Linked DNA regions of Homo sapiens: region 2 is linked to region 1. A link is an interaction called in ENCODE POLR2A ChIA-PET data of the cell type or tissue named here. Cell type or tissue: MCF 10A. All regions are shown on one strand. Links, peaks and the distances in the headings refer to the core of each region. The heading gives the core; the rest is flanking DNA.

What was found. Peaks named below come from ENCODE experiments on the same cell type or tissue, not always from the same donor. Only the 100,000 strongest peaks of a DNase experiment are listed, where the experiment ranks them.
Region 2: POLR2A ChIA-PET joins it to region 1 with 5 read pairs; 7 of 35 experiments call an interaction of 5 or more read pairs at or near these places.

Annotation. Positions count from the first base shown.
Region 1 is chr6:111,981,920-111,993,226 of GRCh38, forward strand. LOC105377947 (a long non-coding RNA gene) reads left to right here. Exons shown (of 3, transcript XR_007059710.1): 2 at 1,051-1,133; 3 at 8,610-8,987. Among named protein-coding and RNA genes, the nearest start is that of CCN6, 67 kb to the right of the region's middle. RefSeq lists an enhancer at 11,069-11,218. In MCF 10A, for the core only: no CTCF peak of the experiment used is centred there; a DNase peak (open chromatin) is centred at 5,602.
Region 2 is chr6:111,817,645-111,828,951 of GRCh38, forward strand. All of the region lies in intron 2 of FYN (FYN proto-oncogene, Src family tyrosine kinase), which reads right to left. Among named protein-coding and RNA genes, the nearest start is that of FYN, 50 kb to the right of the region's middle. In MCF 10A, for the core only: no CTCF peak of the experiment used is centred there; no DNase peak of the experiment used is centred there.

The sequences.
Region 1 (11,307 bases), core at 4,581-7,080:
GGCACCTGTAGTTCCTGCTAGCATTAAACCTTTAGATTCGAGGGTCTTGAGAGAAGGATTGAGGTAGCTGAGATGGCGAAAGATTCAGAGTGGGGGTACTTGGGGGCACTGGCTATTTACGAAATGGTACAGAAGTATTTCAATACTTTAAACATAGCCTGGTTAAATCCAGACAATACCAGATGAATAGCAATCCACTGTTGTTTTTTGTTTTCTTTTTTTTTTTTTTTTTTGGTGGAGTCTCACTCTGTCACCCAGGCTGGAGTGCAATGGCATGATCTCGGCTCACTGTGACCTCTGCCTCCCGGGTTCAAGCAATTCTGCTGCCTCAGACTTCTGAGTATCTGGGATTACAGGCACGTGCCACCATGCCTGGCTGATATTTGTATTTTTAGTAGATACGGGGTTTCACCGTGTTGGTCAGGCTGGTCTCGAACTCCTGACCTCATGATCTGCCCTCCTCAGCCTCCCAAAGTGCTGAGATTACAGGCATGAGCCACCGTGCCTGGCCTTGTAATCCATTCTTGAAAGAATCTAGAGAAAAGGACATACCCATATGATGTCTTGGTCAATATGCTCACTGATAAAAGATCCAGCAACCAGCAGAGGACCTAGTACCAATTTAATATTTTGAACCAGGATTAGAATTCACAGATACTGAGTCTCCACAACCTTATAAAGTGACTTTGAAAACAAGATGGCCTTTAAAATTGTCATAAATGGCTGCCAGGTGGAGCAGGGCTGTGAGGGGCACCCAGCCTCTGTAAAAATAAATAGTCTTTATTGAAAAGAATGCAACAGCCCTGGAATATGCTTTGATGTGGCAATGGGTTTTTTTGGATCTCTTCTTGCCTGATCATTACTTGGTTTACACAGGACTTGGCCAGGGAGGAAGACACACCCCTTTGACAGGTAGACAGGAAGCACTATTGGCAGGGAGCAGCTGCGAAGCAATCCTAGTTGCCATCATTGGGGTGCTGGCATAGTACTGGTCCTGCAGGTTTCTAACTTGTCATCCTAGCTGGTAATGTCTCCTGGTTTTTATGGAAGGCTTAATTGGAGAGTGTCTGATGCCTGAAGGACTTTCCTGGTTGACAACCTTGAAAATGGTGAAAGAAAGAAATTGAAACCAGGTAAGCTCTTCCTTGTGCATTCTTCCCTCCCTCACAGGTGGAGCCTGGCAAAAAAAAAAAAAAAAAAATACCTGTTCAATGAGATGCACAGTAAATGCAAGGATGGCTGCAATGAATAGAGGCTGCCCAGAGAATGAATAGAGGCTGCAATGAATAGAGGCTGCCCAGAGAGTTACCTACCCACTTAACAGTCTCATCAAATTTGCTAACAAATTTGCCTGGTGAAAGAAAGATGTCGATGTCAATCGCTCATGCCCCTTTCAAAGGGAAATGTCCCCTGTGGCCCCAGTTGGTTGCTCACTTTTGTATTACATAACCAGTGGTGGCCAGAAGACCTCAGGGAAGGTAGTAGTTCACAGACTTGCCAGAGTCCTGTGACAGGGCACCCACAGAGCTGGGCCAATCTAGCTTTGCCTTTTGTGTATGTGTCCCTGGACTATTGAGAGTCAAGGAGGGGGATATGTGGGTGCTGTAGCTGACAGTCGTTGGGTGGAATCAGAGTAGGGGTGCTTGAAGCATTCATGGCTGTGTTGGTCAGATGGTGGGGAGATTGTAGGGAAAAACACAGGTGCCATTGTGGAGTAACTGCTTCATTGCTTCATTCATTCATTCAGCCACTATTCATGAACACCTACTATGTGTCAGGCACACTGCTGCCTACAGGGGATACAGCAGTGAACAAAGTAGACAAAAATCCCAGGCCTCATGGAGCTGGCATTTTAGTGGGGGAGACAAAATAACAAAGAAAAGTAAGAAATATATATCAGGTAGTGATAAATCCTTGGGGCAAATTAGAAGTAATATAGAAAAAAATGGAGGGAGAATAAATGAAACAAGAGTGGTAAAACTTAGACAACTGATTGGTGATGGATAGATAGGGGCTCATTTTACTATTTTTGAGTATACTTACCATTTCTTATAATAAAAAATTTAAACAAGAATGCAGGTAAGTTGGATAAGAGATGTTACGGTAGTGTGGGCTTACAATTTTAGATCTCACTGAGTGGGAAGGCCTCACTGAGCTGACCTGTGAAAAAAGACCTACATGAAGTGATAAGCAGATATCTGGGACAAGCATTCCAGGCACAGGGAACAGCATGTGCAAAACCCTGGAGACAAGAGTATTCCTGGAGTGTGAAAGGACTACAAGGTGAGCAGCATGGCCAAGGCAGGGTGGCTGAGGAGGAGGCAGTAGATGGGGCAGGGCAGGGGGAGGAGGATCACACAGGGCCTGTGAGTCATGGGGGGGATTTTGCCTTTTACTCTGGGTGAGATGCGGGGCCACCAGAGCATTCTGAACAGAGGAATGACACGACCTAACATGGGTTTTGGCAGTTCTTGGAGCTTTGGGAGTGAAGGTCCGCTAATCCCTACGTATGGGGTCCACTGAGCATCCCTGAAGGCAGGTGCTTTTAAGACCTAGTTCTGTTATAGCTTCTGTTCTTAGATGAAGCAAAGGAGCCCATTTATTTTTTTGTTCCTCCATGTAACCCCACAAAAAATCACGTTTGTTCAAGATAGCTTCAGTGAGACTCTATCAAATTGAAACAAACTGCAGGAACAGACACTTTTTCTCAGTGCATGGCTGCCACTCTTGGAGAGCAGGAAAGATGTGCAGTAGGAGCACCTGAGCGGCTCTTCACCACAGCTCAGGAAGGGAGGGGAGGACTCTGAGGCTCAGGAGGAGAGGGGAGGACTCCATGGCTCAGGAAAAGTGGGAAGAATACCACAAAGTCTGTGCAAGGTGAGATCTCTCTCTGATTCATAGGTCTTCCACTGGTCTAAGGCTCTTTAAGAAACTTTAAGACAAAAAAGTACACTTGAACCAAAAGCAAATTTAGGTGTATATACATATTTATTTATTTTTAAATCTCATGAGAAATAATAAAACACAAAGACATTCCCTGTGCTCCTCAAGTAGTAAAATCTGAACCATTACCTGGAAGTTAAAGGGCATAAATAACTGAGTGGAGGTGGCTGTAAGGAGAAGCACTTTAATGAGTATTCCCTGCTGTATTTGATTGTTCAACTAGGCTTCTTCCATGAGGATCTTATTTTCCCTGGCATTTATCACGTCAGTAAGGTAGAGGAGCTCCTATCTGAAAATAGCACCTAGCGCTAAGTCTGTCTAAGGCCTCCCGTCCCTTCAGTCCCTGAAGCTAGCTTCTCTCCTCACTCCCATCTAAACCTGAAAAAGTCAACCCTCTCATTAGGCCTTGCCCACAAATACCTCCATCAAAGCTAGGACTCACACAGGAAAATGTGCTGCAGGAGCCCATGTGACTTCCTCACATAAGAATGTGACAAAACCAGTTTCCAGAGAGCTCTCATGCTCTGACTAATGAATGAGCAAGTATGAGCCGGATAGCTTCTTCTCACATTATTTTGCCTGTGGAATCCTTTTGTACTCAAGATGCCTGAGCCAAATGCTACATTTATTTTCCATGTAAAGGTTTTACTGGGAAAGGAAAATTTTTTAAAGATTTTTTAAAAATCCATTGTGTTCTTTTGCCGTGTGGTAGGAAGAAACATCGCAGCCTTAGGGCTAATTAGCGTTTATGTAGTGTTCATATAGATTGCTCTATATTCCCCTCATATTTACAGTCTGTCATCATTTTACATCTATAAACTACCTTTCCTCCATTAAATTTAATAATCTTGTTTTACAGAAAATGGCAGAGCAGGTGGAGAAGGTGGTCAAATGCCTTAGCATGGATCATATGGTTGTGGTGAAAGAGTTAGAATGCACACTACTCAGTGTTGATGTACACAGAGAAGCAATGCTCCCGGGCTGGGGCCCACCCCAAACCAGCACAATTAAACCCGTTTACAGTTGTTATCCAAGCAACCTGACATGGTTTCTGTACTTGGATCAACATTGAGTCCTTCTCCAGAACGTGATAGAAACATAAGGCAGAAGAAGGCTTTAGCCTACTCATGGAGGGCATTTTCTATTTCTTTTCTTTGATTCAACTTGAACACCTGACTGAGGGAGGCAAAATTCCAAGATCGGCCCTGGCAGTTAGGGCTCCTCTGTTGCAAAGGCTCTTGTGTAGCAAGGACATTAGTTCTTCTAGGCCATGAGGGTACTATTTAGAAGGGCCCTGGGAGGGAGATTATTCCCCTGATTTTGCAGCAAACCCATCTTTAGGAAAAAATGACCTAGGTATTGAGGTAATTCTGGTTCCAATGTAACTTTGCTCCTATCTTTCTTTCCGTCTTAAGTAGGCAAATCAGAATAATTTCAGTGTATTGCTATGAGCAGGGAAACAATGAAAACTATAAGCCTATTCACAGCTGCCCAAACCTATCCTGAGAAGCAAACTGGTTCTCAAAATACGATCAGCTAATGACACATTCTATACATACCTGCCACTTTATTAATGTGCTGAAAGCCAAATTGATTTGTTCTGGTTCTTCATCAAGGTTACCCAAAGCCTGAACCTGGTGTTTTTCACTGGGTGTGATTCTTCAGTTCAAAACAATGATGGACATTTTTCTTCCTTAGGGGACTGTTATGATCATTTTACTTCTTATGTTAGCTGTTGTAACAAATAGACCAGTTTTTCATGGTTAACGTAATAGAACTTTATTTCTTCCTCAGTTTTTACTTGGCAAGTGGCATTTCCCTGGGTGATCCTGAGACACAGACTTCTTCTGTCTTACCTGCCATCCCTTGGATCTTACGTTATCTGCATCAAGTGGGCAGAATGGAAAGAGAATAGGAAGTTCCGATCTAGAAGGCACATTTCTGCACATATTCCAATTGTGAGAACAAGCCACATGGCCACACTTAGAAGCAAACAAAGCTGGGAAACATGGTCTCTGGCTGGGCAGCCAGTTATCAGCAGTAACTCTCTTCAGATGCTCTTCAACCTACAATGTGGCTCTGTCCCAATAAACCCATTGTAAGTTAAAAATATCATAAATTGAAACGCATTTTCTACACCTAACCTACCAAACAACATAGCTTAGGCTAGCCTACCTCAAACATGCTCAGAATACTTATATTAGCCTTCAGTTGGGCAAAATCATCAAACACAAAGCCTATTTTATGATGAAGTGTTGAATATCTCATGTAATTTATTGAATGCCATACCGCAAGTGAAAAACAGAATGGCTGTATGGGCACTTGAAGTATGGTGTCTACTGAATCTGTATTGCTTTTGCATTATTGTAAAGTTGTAAAATTGTAGGTTGAACCATTGTAAGCTGAGGACCCTCTGTATTAGGAAAGGGGGAGTAAAACTGTTGGTAAATATCTAGCCATCTCTGTCCCATTTCCTTTGGTAATGAAAGTAATGAAAGTTGATTATTTTCTGTGGTCCTTTAAACCCTAGTGCCACTTTAGAAGGTGCCCAAATTTCACCTTCTGCTCCTTACACAAAATCTTCAAGTGTCTGGAAAAGCCATAGAGCAAGGGACTATGCTGCATGCCTATTGCGTATGGGTTCAGGCATGTCAGGGCCTGTCCAAAGGCTGGAAGGAAATCTGTTTGCATGAGATCTTAATGAGCTTCAAGGAGAGACAGTGGGTGGCTGAGCTGGGAATGAAGACAGGAACCCTTTGCTTTCCATGTGATACAGGAGATAGAAAGAAAATATTTAGGCAGATAGTGAGGGCAAAAGATTCCTTAGCAGAACTTCCCTTCTAACAAAAAGCAGCCCCAGAAATAATTTTTTTTTCTAACAAAGAGCAGCCTGAAAGATTGAGCTGCAAGCATAAACAACGAAGCTGGGAGCTTGCACAGGGGAACGCTGGCAACTGCGCCAATAGAAAAGGGCTACCTGGGGGCCAGGCATGTCCACCATGGAAGCTCCATCTTCCCTTTTTTGTTAGCATGTGTACTGTGGGCAACATGGTGCAGCTCAGGCTGAAAACCCACCTGCATAATAAAAGACTGGGGTGGAGATGGCCAGAGATTCGCACCCTACGCAAATGGCATACCTGGTCCTAACCAGTTTTTCGCATTCTATGTAGATCAGACACCGCCTCCCCACCAGCTCATCTATAAAACTCCCTGCATTTCACTGCAGATAGGCAATTCATTTTTCTGGGACCCCTCGCTGTAGCAAAGAGCTATTCTCTTTCATTCACCTATTAAACTTCTGCTCTTAACCTCACTCTTTGTGTGTCTGCGTCCTTGGTCTCCTTGGCTGTGAGACAACAAACCTTGGATGTCACCCTAGACAACAAGGCCACTTCACATGCAGAGACTTGGATGGGGAAGGACCCACTATGAGGGAAGAAGAAGGGCTGAAACTTTTAGGTCTGTAGATTCTGCAGAAAGCATGGGCTGGCTGTATGGGATCAGAATGTTGGGATGTAATTAAGGACAGCATTATTGGGTGTTCTTACTATTGAGAATCAAACCTTCTACACAGGCTTCTGTCTACACATGACTTTATTCTACTGCTTTCATCAAAGTAACTTTATTATTCCAGGCAACTCTCGCCAGAGAGAAAAAAGTTACAGATAACTTCATTGACTTTAGCAGGACTACCTGAAAGACCTATCTACTCTTTAAGATAAAACATCAAATGACATTTTACACCCTAAGACTCTTGAAACCTCTTGCCTCAAAATTCTGCCTTGTTTTTTTTTCCAGCAATCCTAAATTATAATATCATGATCCTTGCTCAAACCTAACCATACGCCCGCATTGAAAGACCTACCTAAAACCAGATCTTACAATCTTAATAAACATGCCTTCTCAGCCCTCTCCTTTCAAGTTGCTTCCAAGACTCTGAGGAGCAGTATTTTTCTTTACTCCCGTAGGCAATAAACTTAGCTTTGACTTATCAACAGGTTGCTTTGGTGATAGTTTGCACAGCCAGCATTCCACAATATCTCCTAGTTTGGAGGACATGTGCTATGTTCCAATGGTAAGGGAAACTAAAAAGATAAAAATTTTACTCAAATGAAAAAGTGGTTCCATTGGCAGCTCCAAGCCACTGACTGGGCCCAACTGTCTCACACTTTGGAATAATAAAGTCCTTTAAGCACTAGTGGAAGAAGGACTCCACTTCTAGACTGTGATCCATAGAAACACAACAAAGTAACTAGTGGAGCGGCAGGACAGCCAGGAGGCAGAGGTCCTTGCAGGAAGACTCTTCAAGGTAGAGAGTGGCAGAGGCAGGAGGAAAGTGTTGGCTGCCCAGAGTACACCCAGGACATGTCAGGAACTCTTGCACAGGCAGCAGTGATGATTTCATGAATGGTGCGCTTAGCTTACTTACTAGTTACTTTTCTCTATACTGTATTCCCCAAACCCAGGGATGCATGGTTATACATAAAAGATTGGCATCAGAAAGGCCCATGGTCATAAAAAATGAGTCCTTCAGTTATCAGCCCAGATAACCAAGCAGCCACTAGAAAGAGAAAGTATGGCAAGTGGGTTAATACCAAGCAGGAGAATGCCTGTGAATGCATGCTTGAATGGAAATGAATGAGAGAGGATAAGAACCTATGGGCTCTGGGCTATGGGGAAATGAAGGCATAAAGGGACTAAAGAACACGTGATACTTAAAGTAGAAAGGAGTTGAGATCCCAGAACAGGCTAGGGTTAAGAGGCTGCCTTCTCCATAAACTGAGATCCTAGGACCCCTTCAGGACCCCTCCTACAACAGATTTTGGGCTAACATCTAATTCTCTGCTGGGTTAGGCAAGAGGAAAGGAAACACAGAGGATTTGTAATCTCAGCAGGGTAAAGATTTGTATGAAATGCCCCTGTGAAAACCTTCACTTCCCTTGAGAAAAGTATCAGGCCATAGGTCAGTCACACTGTAAATGAAATGAGCTAGTCAGCTTACTTGCCTTCTGACATTTATATGAGGAGGGAGAAATTCGAGTTTGTGTAAGGGTAGGAGGCTTTGAGAGGTATGGGGTATTGGGGGAAGAGGGAGAAGTTATGCAGAGCTTGACACACTTCAGAAGAAATCAGGTGTGACAGGATGTTGTAATGGGGCCCTGAAACCAGAGGAAATAGTATGACATTCAATGTGTGTATGTGCCGGGTGTTCACAGGTGAGAAGGGGACCAAACAATATGAGGACCTACTCATAAATTTGTTTCCTAGACCAGAAATCCTGCATTTTGGGACTAGTGTTGGCTCAATATTCTAGAGGTTTTAATCTGTATGATGAAAATATTTGGTTAGCACTGGCCTGTATGTCTGAAGAATACATATTTCATTTTAAAGGTGGTTAGAAAAGAAATATTCTGAACAAAACAGACACCTCAAAGATCTGAGCTTTATATATAAGGGCAGCATCACCTTTTTCTGTTAGGCGGGACAGATCATCTGGTTGGGGATTCTAGAGTCTTACCACTCTCAAACCCAACTGCTGAGAAACCCACACTGAAAACTGAGAAGTCAGGCTTATGTCTTGAGACTAAACCCTAGTGACGTCCAGCTGAGCTTTCAGTTAACTGTTTTGAGATATGGTGAGAATAGCAAACTCTCCTTTCTCCTAGTTCTCTGCTGTCAAATGGAGAAAAACAAAAACAAGGGTCAGAGAGCTATTTTTATTGAAGATCTCAAGAAGGACCAAGTCATTCATCAAGTGGAGCGGATGTGGTCAGGAAAAAGGACTGGCCAGAGAAAATCCATCTGCAGAGCCTCATCCTTATTGGTCATTTTTCCCCAAAAGACATCCCAGGATTCCTGTATCCTCTGAATGTGACCCATCGCCACCTTCATCATCAGCCTCATCATCATCAATGTTTACTTATTTTAACCAATAGATACACAATATAAAATTCTTGGATGAAGAATAGCATTTTTTGAACTCACCTTTAATACAGAGAAGTATGGAGAGGTTAAACAAATAAAAGGATAGGCTACAATCTCAATTTTGATAAATCAATTTTTAAAAACCTGTCAATGGTTATAAAATGCAAATATACAAATAGGTATATTTGCATAATTTGTTTATTTGCCGTCTGATTGATGGACACATCCTACTTATTTATTTTTTGGTATTACACATTTTATTGCTATGAATATCCTCAAATGAACAACTTGGTGAACTTTTAGACATATACCCATAAGTTAAAGTCCTAGCACTGGGTTGGTTGAGTTAAAGGCTGCATGCATAAAAATCATGGTAGGTCATAGTTACCCTTTATTGAATAACTAATTTGGGCCAAGAAAAGTTTTATATGTTATTTTTAATCCTCACAACAATCTTTCAAGGTCATTGATAGTATTAGTGATTACAGGTGAGGGTGAACTGAACTTCAGGGAGGAGGAGGCTGTTTTGACGAATGCCTATTAACCTCTGTAGGGAAGGCATTAGGTTCAAGAGGCTGAAGAAGAGACCCAGAGCCAGAAAACGAGACTTGGGGTTTTATTAGGGGATCACATGCAGGGGAGAGAGTCAATGACAGTGGGCTGGACAAGATATCTGTATGGTCTGGTGGCAGCAGGATGGGTAGGAGAACCAAAGCTGCTTGCAAACATCATGCAGTTTATACAGCATTTTCACTAACACCCTCCCCTTAATGACCTCCACCTCGCAATGTCCATTAAGGCTCCGGGCCTCAATCCTCTGTATGGCCCGTGTCCCACGGGATGGGCTGGGAGCTCAGATGTTACTCATAGACAAGGAATAAATCTCTGGATTGGCCACTCCTGGATTCCATAGCTGGGAGCACACATTCAGATGCATCTGTCATACAAGGTCATTCAGACTACAGGGACCTCCCCCGACCCTAGGTAACAGAGCTGAAGAGTGGCTGAACTAGAATTCAGTCCCGAGTCTTTCCAACTTGGAACTGACACAGTCATCTGAAGGCTACAAATAACGTTGAAGAGAAGATCATAAAGCTGGAGAATCCTGGCCATCTCTTAGTCCACACCTCACCCTTTCAGACGTGGCAGGGAGACCCTGAGAAGCTTAGTGTCTTGCCAAAGGCTATAGAGGTAAGATGGGACCGGGACCCTGCCTCCCAGGACAGCGACCTTTACAGTACACTAGTGGTTTTGTATGTCTGGGGCCACAGAAGCCCTTTTTCCAAAAAAGCTTGTGTACAACGGCTAAGCTCAGGTTGCTCTGCTTGAATCATGGGAGGAAGCCCCAGAGCCTGCTTCTGTCTTGTTTTCTACTTTTCTCTCTCCCAAGGCATTTCTGGGGAGCACGGTTTGAAAAACATCCTTTTTAATACTGTCTTTGAATGATTTTTTTGGTATGAAAATAAATTTTTAAAGTGAAATAAAAAAAAAAAAGAAAAACACTTGTCTATAGCACAGCTATCTCTGTGTGTGGGGTCCATCATTCTTTCTAGTTGCTTTGAGCAAACACAAAACCTCTAACTTCTTTTTTTAAAATGGAAGACTTGGGGGCCACCCTTTGTGCTGTGGTTTCTTTGGCCTTATCCCATTGTCCAGGGGAGGCATTGGTGATGGAGCTTGTTCATTTTTCTTGTGCTCATTGGATATGCGATCACAGAAGATGTATCTAGGACTCTGGAAGTCATAGAAACTCACTATTATTAGTCTGAGAAAAAAAATGGGGAAAGTATAGGGAAGAAAAAAATAATCCAAACATTGTTGGCTGGGTGTGGTGGCTCATGCCTGTGATCCTAGCACTTTGGAAGGCAGGAGGATCATTTGAAGCCAGGAGTTTGAGACCAGCATGGGCAATATAGTGAGACTCTGTCTCTACAAAAAGTTAAAACGAAATTGGCTGGGTGTGTTGGTGTGCACCTGTAGTCCCAGCTTCTCAGCAGACTGAGGTAGGAAGATCCCTTGAGGCCAGGAGTTTGAGGCTGGAGTGAGCTATGGTCACACCACTGCACTCCAGCCTAGGCGAGAGAGTGAGACCTTGTCTCTAAAACAACAGCATGAGCAACAATAACAACAACAACAATGAAGTTCATCTCCAATTTCTTATCCTGTCCTTCTCCAGCTGCCTCCCACCTGGGGTAGCCTCAGTGGAGAAGCACAGCTGCTAAACTAACAAGCGCAGTAAAGCTTCCTGGGCCGGATGCGCCATGAGAAGATGGGTAAAAACATTAGGAGCCATGCACCCATAAAGGAAACCAAACAGGAAATTTGATGTGAATCATCAGAAAGCACCCTGTATGGAGAGAAGGCTGTGGGGCTTAGTCAAAGACAAAGCACATGTTGTGTTGTTTAGGGATAGTGGATGGGAGAAATCATATTAGCTGA
Region 2 (11,307 bases), core at 4,079-6,578, 160 kb before region 1:
CAAGTGCATTCATCATCAATGGACTCCATCTGTCGGCTCCTCACACAAAGACCTCAAGTTATTTGGCGAAGATACATTGCTTTCCTTAAATGCTGGATTGAGTTTAAAAGTAGACAGCTTGTGTCAATAACAAATGGTTTCTGGTAATTATTGTTTTCAATCCAGGATAAAATATAAGTATCCCTAATAAACAAATGACAAAGTGTCTCTCTTTGGATTCCAACAAGAGCAGCGTGATTCCTCCACTGGGGCACTGTCTGGTTACAACAGTGCCTGGCTGTGATTCTGGTCAGCCTCTGAAAGCAAGAGTCAGGGCCAACAAATGCTCCATCTATGCACATGTGCCCTGAAGAATCAGCCAACTGTGAGAATGGCAAAGAGCACACAGATGACCTGATGACTGACAGCCTCTTCCTTTGGATGCCATTTATGTGAATTCCAGAAATCTGCTGACAGTTATCTCATGCCATGCCAATGCAAGGGTTCACCACGCTAAGAATAAGCTATATATTTTGGTCTTGCAGTATTTACCCCCAAATAATCCTGCACAGAAATGGCAAGGTGAAAGGCTGAGAGAAACGAAGAGGGACCACTGGGAGAAAACATACACATCTACCACTTCCCTTCATGCAATTCCTGGGTGCAATATCAATCCAGGTGGGCGCTGAGCACAGCAGCAGCACACACCCAACACACAAAGCATTTATAAATACCTCAGGTATGAGGGTGGCTGGCTTGATCTGATCAAGCTGATTATGGACTTAATGTAAATACTCTTTTTAAAAAAAGGCATATATATGAAGACAACCCTATGGGCATGAGCTCTGAGTTATGTTTTCAGTGGTAATGATCACACGTGTTTGATGTTGGTACCACTAATTTGCAAGATGCTTGGCCAGCCTGGTGGACTGTGCTGTTCAACGCCCACAGCCCATCCCAGGGGCCCAGCTCCCTCCATGGTAATGAGTACCTGGTCTGTTGCCTTGCTGCTGCCACTGCTGACTAGCTTTCTCCGATGCTGCTGTCATGTGCTTCTACCCAAAGCTGTCTGCCTTTGAGCCACAGCTATTTCCTGAGGGATGTAAAATTCAACAAACTGCAAATAAACAACACAGAACATGATCTCATGCTGTCATGCTGCTGCTTCTCTAAATTGTAACATCGTAGCAGCTCCTTGATTTACAAGCATCATTTGACCCTCACATTTCTCTTTTGGTTACTTCTCCTCTTGAGTCCATCAGCTTCCTCCATTGCCTAACTATGTGTCTCTTGGACCATCCGGCTATGCTTCACCCCATTCAGACTTGGTGGCTCTCAAGCTCACCAAGCTGCAAAACGTGTTCTTGCAAAGTTCACCAGCAACCTCTAAACTTCACTGTTCTCATCCCCCAGGACCTGACATTTAACACTGTCAGCAGCTCTCCTCACTAGTCTTGGCTAGGTTTGATCATCTTTTCTCACCCAAACTGCCTCTTTCCATTCCCTATTTTGGTTGGGTGCACAGAAACCCAGAGTGAGTTGTCTCCTTCTCTTCTCTCCCCTTAATCCCCTACATCCAGATGCAGCTTGCCATCAGCAATCCTGGAGATTCAGTCTTCAAAAAGCCTTGTGATTTTCATTAAGATTTAGTGCAGATAAAATAAAACAACATTCCCAAAAGGAGTCTGTAAACTACAGTACATCTACAAATACAAGGTATCAGTACGGGCAGAATCATTTTATTCCTTTTCTGTTCCTTGCTGAAGTCATTCAAATTCTTATTCCAACATTTAAATCCTTCCATAATATGAACTCACTTTAAGTCTCCAACTAAATCTTGGATTATTGTTTTACGACAGTCCCTGAAATAGAATATTCTTTCCTCTCTGAACCTGTCTTTAAAACATAGTACTTGAACTGCCTTCCCCGAGACCATGACCCATATTAAATTGAGTTTCAGCCACTCCATTAACCCCTTAGGCAGATTTTTAATTAGTTTTACAGACGCATAGACTGTAAAGGTCTTTGTGTAGTTTCTACTTTCCTGTTTCTTTACTACTTACTTTGTGTTTGTTTACATGTTTTTCAAATTTGTGCAGGCAGGGATCATGGCTTGATATGGACTGTTAGTGACCAACTGACTTCAGCTCATTACTGTTCATAAATTAGTCTCATCTCCCCCACTTTAAAAAAAATACCCAAATAAATTTAAAAAATATTATTCTCAAACACTCACCCTTGGTGTCTCATGCAGAGGGTCTGGCGATAAGACAGTTATTAAGAATATTTAAAAGTTTCATTTCAACTCAAGAATGAGAAACTCATCCATCCCTGACAAAAACAGCTTAAGAATAAATTCCAAATACCCAAGTGTTATTTTCTTCACTCCACAAACCCGGGAACATTACAGGACCATGACACAAGTTTGGATGACATCCTATGGCTATCAGATGATAGATGTTTTCATTGGTTTCTCCTTAAATCAGGGCTGTGAACAGTCCATGATACTGAATGGGAACCCTTAGCAAGACAGCTCAAATTGTATCTGACAAGGCTCACTTCATAAACCTCAACTATTTTCCTAATGAAGAGATGCTGTGTTAAGGCAATTCTCTTTATATAACCATTATGCATTTATATTCCCTTTAAAGATAAATGATATTTTTATGAAGAATGAATTGCATACAAAATACTGTCTTAGTGAGATGCCAAAATACACACCCATTCAAAATATACAAAACAGAAACAACTAGCCAATATTTCTCCTAACCAAAATAAATGGTGTGCAGAATTCTCTTTTGAATAGTATGGTGATCTTAATGACAAAAGCAAAATTAATATATTACTATTAGGAAATAACCTGAGAAATAGATTAACTGTACCTTATAAAAATTATACTAATATGTTTACTACAGCGCTTAGGATATTTACGTTTGAATTTAAATTATGATATAATTTAGTATTCTCTGCATAATATAAATTAGGATGATCTAACTGAATGTGCAAAAATGCCAACATTCATTCATTCACTCACTGAATTTACAGGTACGTATAGACAAGGGAACATGAAAAGACACTATTATTACCAGCTCAGAGTCTTAGGAAAAACAGATGCATAATTATAAAAAAAAATGATATAAGCACTGGAATTATTCAAAATGCTATGCTGGGAAATACCAACATTTAAGTAGCTGGTAGATCATAAAACAGGTAAGGTAGACATCTATTTATGCAGACCAGGGTCAGTAGCAGTAGCTATAAAACGATCCTATTTATGTTAAACAACAACAAACAACTAGGTTACATGGAAAAGGGTCAGGAAAAGACAACTATCCAGGGGTTAACCATGACTAATTAACTCTGAGAAGCAGAGTGGGAAGGAGGATAATTTTTTTTAAAAAAGACTTTACATACCTCTGTACTGTCTGAATTTTAAAAACATAACCTGAAAGTTCATGTAATACTTGATAAAGGGATCATAGTTATCTTCACAGAATTGGAAAAAACTACTTTAAAGTTCATATGGAACCAAAAAAGAGCCCGCATTGCCAAGTCAATCCTAAGCCAAAAGAACAAAGCTGGAGGCATCACACTACCTGACTTCAAACTATACTACAAGGCTACAGTAACCAAAACAGCATGGTACTGGTACCAAAACAGAGATATAGACCAATGGAACACAACAGAGCCCTCAGAAATAATACCACACATCTACAACCATCTGATCTTTGACAAACCTGACAAAAACAAGAAATTGGGAAAGGATTCCCTATTTAATAAATGGTGCTGGGAAAACTGGCTAGCCATATGTAGAGAGCTGAAACTGGATCCTTTCCTTACACCTTATACAAAAATTAATTCAAGATGGATTAAAGACTTACATGTTAGACCTAAAACCATAAAAACCCTAGAAGAAAACCTAGGCAATACCATTCAGGATACAGGCATGGGTAATGACTTCATGTCTAAAACACCAAAAGCCATGGCAACAAAAGCCAAAATTGACAAATGGGATCTAATTAAACTAAAGAGCTTCTGCACAGCAAAAGAAACTACCATCAGAGTGAACGGGCAACCTACAGAATGGGAGAAAATTTTTGCAATCTACTCATCTGAAAAAGGGCTAATATCCAGAATCTACAAAGAACTCAAACAAATTTACAAGAAAAAAAAACCCCATCAACAAGTGGGCGAAGGATATGAACAGACACTTCTCAAAAGAAGACATTTCTGCAGCCAACAGACACATGAAAAAATGATCATCATCACTGGCCATCAGAGAAATGCAAATCAAAACCACAATGAGATACCATCTCACACCAGTCAGAATGGTGATCATTAAAAAATCAGGAAAGAACAGGTGCTGGAGAGAATGTGGAGAAATAGGAACACTTTTACACTGTTGGTGGGACTGTAAACTAGTTTAACCATTGTGGAAGACACTGTGGTGATTCCTCAAGGATCTAGAACTAGAAATACCATTTGACCCAGCCATCCCATTACTGGGTATATACTCAAAGGATTATAAATCATGCTGCTATAAAGACACATGCACATGTATGTTTATTGTGGCACTATTCACAATAGTAAAGAGTTGGAACCAACCCAAATGTCCATCAATGATAGATTGGATGAAGAAAATGTGGCACATATACACCATGGAATACTATGCAGCCATAAAAAAGGATGAGTTCATGTCCTTTGTAGGGACATGGATGAAGCTGGAAACCATCATTCTCAGCAAACTATCACAAGGACAAAAAACCAAACACCGCATGTTCTCACTTATAGGTGGGAATTGAACAATGAGAACACTTGGACACAGGGCAGGGAACATCACACACCTGGGCCTGTTGTGGGGTGGGGGGAGCGGGGAGGGAAAGCATTAGGAGATATACCTAATGTAAATGATGAGTTAATGGGTGCAGCAAACCAACATGGCACATGTATACATATGTAACAAACCTGCACGTTGTGCACATGTACCCTAGAACTTAAAGTATTATATATATATATAAAATTTAAAAAATAAAGACAGAGACAATAATCTAAAAAATAAATAATAAATTTAAAAAATAAAAAAAGAAAGAAATAAACAGTAGAGGTAGAGGCTGCAAAGCAGACTGAGAGAGATGAGTGAGAAGTAGAAGGAAATGCAAGAGAGAGTAGAGTCAGAGAGGCGAGGGGAGGACAATGTTGAGAGGGAATGCATGTCAACCACACCATCATTGACTGTCAAAGAGGCAGAGGAGCATGAGGACCCAAGAAAGGGCTTGTCACACAAGAGAAAGCTCTAATTTCCACATGGCTGCTACAGTGGAACAGCAGCAGTGGAAATACAACTGCAGCAGGGTAAAAACGGGGTGTAAGGGGATGAGCAGTAGGTGCACATCACATGCCACAGGGCGGCTAACACACAAGTGAGGTGAGCTGGGAGCAAGTGAGATTATGTCCCTCTGTGTCTTTCACGTTACCAGATGGGTACAGAAAAATTCTTGTCAATTTTACAAAAATCTACAGTGCATTTGCAGTGACTAACAGTGATTATGAATGGCAACCAACACTTGTGGCCATAGGCTACAGGTGTGGGGACCCACAGGGAACCGAACGGAGGACCCAGAAACCACCTACAGAGGTGGTCACTACACAGCTCCAGCCCCAGCCGTGGCTGCTGAGAGGCCATGTTGGCCTTGTGCTGCTAGATCATCCTATTTTTAAAGAAAAGCCATAAATCTGCATTTAAAAAAATGTGAAATATCCTGACTTCTAAACACCGGCTCAAATTTTTAGAAAACACTGGACTAGACAAAATATGGGGGCCACCTCAAGCGTTACGGCTTTCTGTAAGCTTGGCATTGAGGAGAAAATGTCAGGCAAAAAATTTTATACTTTTTTCCCCCTTTTATAAAGAATGGAAGCTTTTCACATGTTGCTGAGGGCCAAGATCTAAGGGATAAAAATCATCCCCTCTTACTTTTAAAATATCCAATATTTGAACTAAAAAGGACTCTCTCTGCTTTCCTTTAAGATTCTACACACTCGCAGGCTCTGCTAATAAACATTTAATCCAAGCTCTTGTATCATGCTAACATAACAGATCTCAGCTAACTATTACAAGTGTTAAAATATGTGTCTGGGTGGGAAGCCCAAATTAACTGGTCATTTTGAAAAGGAAGCCATGAGGAAGGACAAAACATTCTCACAGAATATATATAAACACTCACATTGACTTTCAGTTTATCAAATTTCCTGAGGAAAGAAGTTCCCATTTGTAGCTGACGTATATTGTAACAACACACCCAACCATTTCATTAGAATGCTATTTTTAATCAGTTCGGCATACATTATGCCTCAGGAACTGAAAGCAAGGAGTACATAAAGTCATCAGCTGTGGATATAGAATACTCAGAAGTCAAATAACATTTCAAACTGGGCAAATAGCTTAAAAAGCATAGCAACTCTACAAAGGAAAAGTTTCAACTGCTCTTCTGTGAGCACATGGTCTTTAAAAAATCCCCACTGCAAACTTTGGAAAGTTGAAAAACATCTTTTGCAAGATGTGAAGAATGCATTTGGTAATGACTCACTTGTGATAACATCACTGGGTGGGCCACTGCCACAGAATCTATCCTAAGCTCATTTCACTCTGCTCTGGTCTCTTCATAGTCTATTAAGGGGCAACGTGGATGATGGTAAATATTAGTGCCTCTACTTTGAAATGATTTTCCTCCCAAGGTAACTAATACATTCTCAGGCATGTGGAAAAAGAACTCATGCAAAAGCTCCCTGTATACTAGACTTAACTTTCTCCTGAAATTTAGGAGAAAGCCTTGACACCATCATGGATGAGAGAAATCTACACTGCATCTTGTTAACATCAGATGATGTTGTTGCCCATGACTCTGTACCTTTGTCTATCTATAGTACATTTTTCTCTCTTGCATTCTTCGTTTTCAGGTCACATATAGTTCTCCTCTAACTTATCTTTCTGTGCTCACTCTGTCTCATCTATTTTGCTTTACTCTCCCCCAGTCATTACTCTGAATTTCACTTTTTATTTGCTTAGGTTTGGGTTTAGCTATTTTTCTTCTCAGGTCTCTTATGCCTTCTTTCATTTTCAGACCCTGTCCCCTCCACTACTCACTATTCAAATGAACACTAGCTTTCAGCCAAAGTGTTACCAGGTAGCCACAAAATGAGGTCTTGCACACTTTTACTCCTAAGGTTATCTGAATCAAGTTCACAAATTCATAAACTGAACCAATGCATTTGTCAAAAAGAATCTTTATTTTATTCTGGTGATTAAGGAATTGTTTAAAGTTTTCATTACTTCTGAAAACTCCTCTGAGCTCCCATCTCTGAGCATTGCAGGCATTGCCTCAGATGGTCAGGCCTAACATGAGCACTCCACTGGTTGTAAAACCTGCTAGAAGACTGACAGAGTCAGAAAGCCATTGCCTCTGATGCGTAGGAATGGTGGTCCACAGGCCTTGCTGGGATCTTTTTGGACTGCGGGCAGGGAGGCCTGGACAGCTCTCCATGGTCCCGAACAAGACAAACATTCCAGTGCACAAGCCCTTTGTGGGAGGCACCCTCTTTTCCATGTAGCTACTGTACTTTCAAGATCTTAGCTGAAAACCAATTTAATTGCCTTAATATAAACACCAGACAGCGAGTTTTATTAATTTGGCAACTGAAATAACATAGAGCTTCTGGGATTTATACTCTATAGAGGGTAGCAACATAGGAGACAGAGCACAGTTTTGATAACTATACAGACCTGGGCTCAAATCCTAGCATTTTCTCTATCACAGGATACCAGGCAAGTTACTAAGCTTCTCTGACTGTGGTTTTCTCATCAGTAAAATGAAGATCTCAATACCTACCACACAGGATTTCTGTGAGCATTAAATTATATAAGGTAAGATAGAAGAATGCCTAGTGCAGTGCAGACACACATGGTCGTGTGAGGGAATGGAAGTTAGTAACACATATTCCCAGGCTTACTCTTCCCAGCTGCTCATGTGCACTCTGGCTTTGCCTTCCTGGTTCTTCCCTTTGCCCTGACCTGTTTGGGGGAGTTCTGTGATGCAGAATCAGGAGGAAAGGTGGGAGAGCAGGTGGGCCACAGTTAGGAAAGGCTTGGGGGCTCATTTGTAAGGGCTGTAACGTGTGAGGAAAGCTGGAGGGAAAAAGAGGGACTTAAAGAAATATTGCTGTAATTCTATATCCCTCTATGGTATTGAGAAAGACAAGTCAAGATGTGCTATTCTGAAATTACTGTCACTAGATTGTATTTCTTTGACTCATATCATTCTGACACTGGATTGGGTGGGTCTGGATACATTAAGAGTTAGGGCGAGTATTCTATAATTTCATTACTATTTAAGTATACAACCATGGGAGTAGAAGCAGTAGACAAGCAAGAGAAAAGGCGAAGGGAAAACAACTGAGCTGCCAATCTCATTGAAAAAGGAATACAGGGAGGAGTGAAGACGCCAGAGGACTGTCAGGTTCCATTACCCATCCCTGATTCACTGGGATTTCTGTGAGTTGCTAGCATTTCGGTGTTTCAGTTTTTTCCCTTGTGAAATGGCAGGGTGGGAGAGCTACAGCATTATGGCACACTAGTTGGCCTTTTCAGAGCTGGTGTGGAGGTATGTTAGCATCTGGGCCTCCCAACTCTGGCTTTTACTGTTCCTTAAGAAGTACGCGTGTGTGCACTTCTATATATGTGTATATGTGTATGTATGTGTATTTATGCACACACATGAATTCTGGAGCTACCCCTGCACATACCATTAAATCATTTAAAAAGAAAGCCTTCAAAAGGGTAATCTGTTTATCCCTTCTACATTCAAACAAGAATATGCCTGAATCCAAAAACATGACTAATTTCGCTTCCTAAAAAATCTCCAAAGGAGAGATTTATAGCCCCCACTCCCTTAATGACATACTTGATCTTCTAGTAACTCATAATGGAAAAGTTCCTCTTTGTTACATTTTTAAAATTGCACTCTTGCTTGCATTTCCAATTCTCCTTACCACATTATTTTAGTTTTGCATAGGACATATCCCCTTCTAACAATGACAGAATTTACTCATGTATTAATATTTACTGCTTACTGTCTCATCTCTTTTCTCCCAGCTAAAATAAGTGACCTTGTTCACCGATTTAGGCCATGTACCGAAAACAGTGCCTAGCTCATACCAGGGACCCAATAAACATTTGTAATTAGAAGCTGACTTTTTGTTCTGTTTCTTTGATAAAATCACAAACCTACAGAGCTGGAAGGGACCTTAGAAAGGGACCTTTAGAGATGAGAAAATTGAGGCGCTGTGAGGGGAAGCTGCTTGTCTGAAATTTTGCACAGAATTTCCTGAGCCCTTATCAGAGCTCTTTCCAGCTCATCTCAGTGCTTCCACGCAGAACTGTGGTCCTGGAGACAGGGCAAGAGTCGGCCAACGAGAGAGGCTGAATCTCACCTCATTTAGAGCAAGAGAGTCAGAGAGAAGAAGCTGTAACATTTATTTACAGAAAAGTAAAGTCTCATAATAATAATAGTCTATGGATCAGTAGCAGCTTTCATCTAAGGATCTCAGAGAGCTTATGAAATTCTCATCCCACAATGTGAGGTATCATTATCTGTTCTCAGTCAAGTAAATTAAGAAGCTGAGTGTTCTATGGTCTTATTGCAGGCTGGTTCAAAGACTCTTTGGGGCTCTATGTCCTCTCCATAGTTTTTCTCATCCTTAACACCAAGCTGCAACAGCTACAGGAACCTCCCAGTTTACTTTCTTCTAGATGTCCCTAAAACCATTCCGGCTCATGCCCATCTTTAAGCCAGTGTGTAGAGGAACAACACTGGGGATTTGAGGTGTTCAATCATGTAATGCCCCCTTTTGGGTCACCAGCGGCTCAGGCTTCCTGAGCTGGTCCTGGAGAAAAGCTGACCACAGTGACACTGGGGGTATACGACAGCTTTTTGGGGGTAAAAAGAATTATTTTTCTTTCCTCAGTTTACTGCCCATGCCCCCACATACCCTTTCCATCAACTTGGTTGAAAGTTTTACCCACCCACACAATTACAGTGTTCACAATTATTCCTCAGCTATTTAAGAACCACATTAAAGACCAATTAGATTGAGTCAACACAACAAGCCCTGCTGAGGAGCCCATTTAGATTTTGACTAAGGGTACTCTTTCTTCTTGGGGGAGATGGGGGAAACGGTGGATTCTGAAATCTGACACTTCTCATCATAAAGCTTTCCCCAGGCCCCTAACTGCACAGAGGCAGGCAGGCTTGCCCTCCTTACTCTCTTGGCCAGTAAAGATGCTGTCCAACCAGTGCAGTCCAAAACAACCTCAGCACCACAATGGCCGCTTCACTCCGTGTCAAGTTGACAGTGTTGTTCTAGAGTAGCGGAGGAACCCTGGTTACAGTTGACTGTGTACCCTGAGAACTTCCTCCTCTTCTGCAGCTCCTGGGACTGCACTGCTGACCTTGTCCTTGGGCTGGAAACTTAATGGCCAAATTCCCCAGCCAGCATCCTGAGGTTTCTGGCCCCTTGGAGCAAGCAGAAATTGCTTACTGAGCTCAGGATTCCCCAAAGTGTTTTCTGAAAAACCCATGCTCTGTGGGATACCCAAAGGTGTGATGTGGAAAAAGAACTTTGTGATCAAACAAGTTTATGAACTGAGTATAAAAATATGTTAAACAACAGTAGTTCCTTAAAAAATTAAAAATAAAATTACCATAGGATCCAGCAATTCTACTTCTGGGTATCTAGTTGAAAAATTGAAAACGGGGTCTCCAAAAGATATTTGTACGTCCATGTTCATAGCAACACTATTCACAATAGCCAAAAGGCAGAAGCAACCCAAGTGTCCACTGATGGATGAATGCAAACAAAATATGGTCTATACATACAATGGAATATTATTCAGCCTTAAAAAGGAAGGAAATTTTGACACACGCTACAACATAGATTAACCTGGAGGACATTATGCTAAATGAAATCAGCCAGTTGTAGGACACATTCTATATGATCCACTTACATGAGGTACCTAGAGGAGTCGAATTTATACAGACAAAAAGTAGAACGGTGGTTGCCAGGGGCTAGGGGAATGGCAGAATCCGGAGTTGTTGTTTAAGAGGTATGGATTTTAAGTTTTCCAAGATGTAGTCATGACTGGTTGCACAGCAATGTGAATACACTTAACACAACTGAATTGTACACTTTAAAATGGTTAATATGGTAAATTTTAGTGGCATGTGTTTTACCACAATTAAAAAAACAACACATTAAACAGTCTTTGCAGTAGGA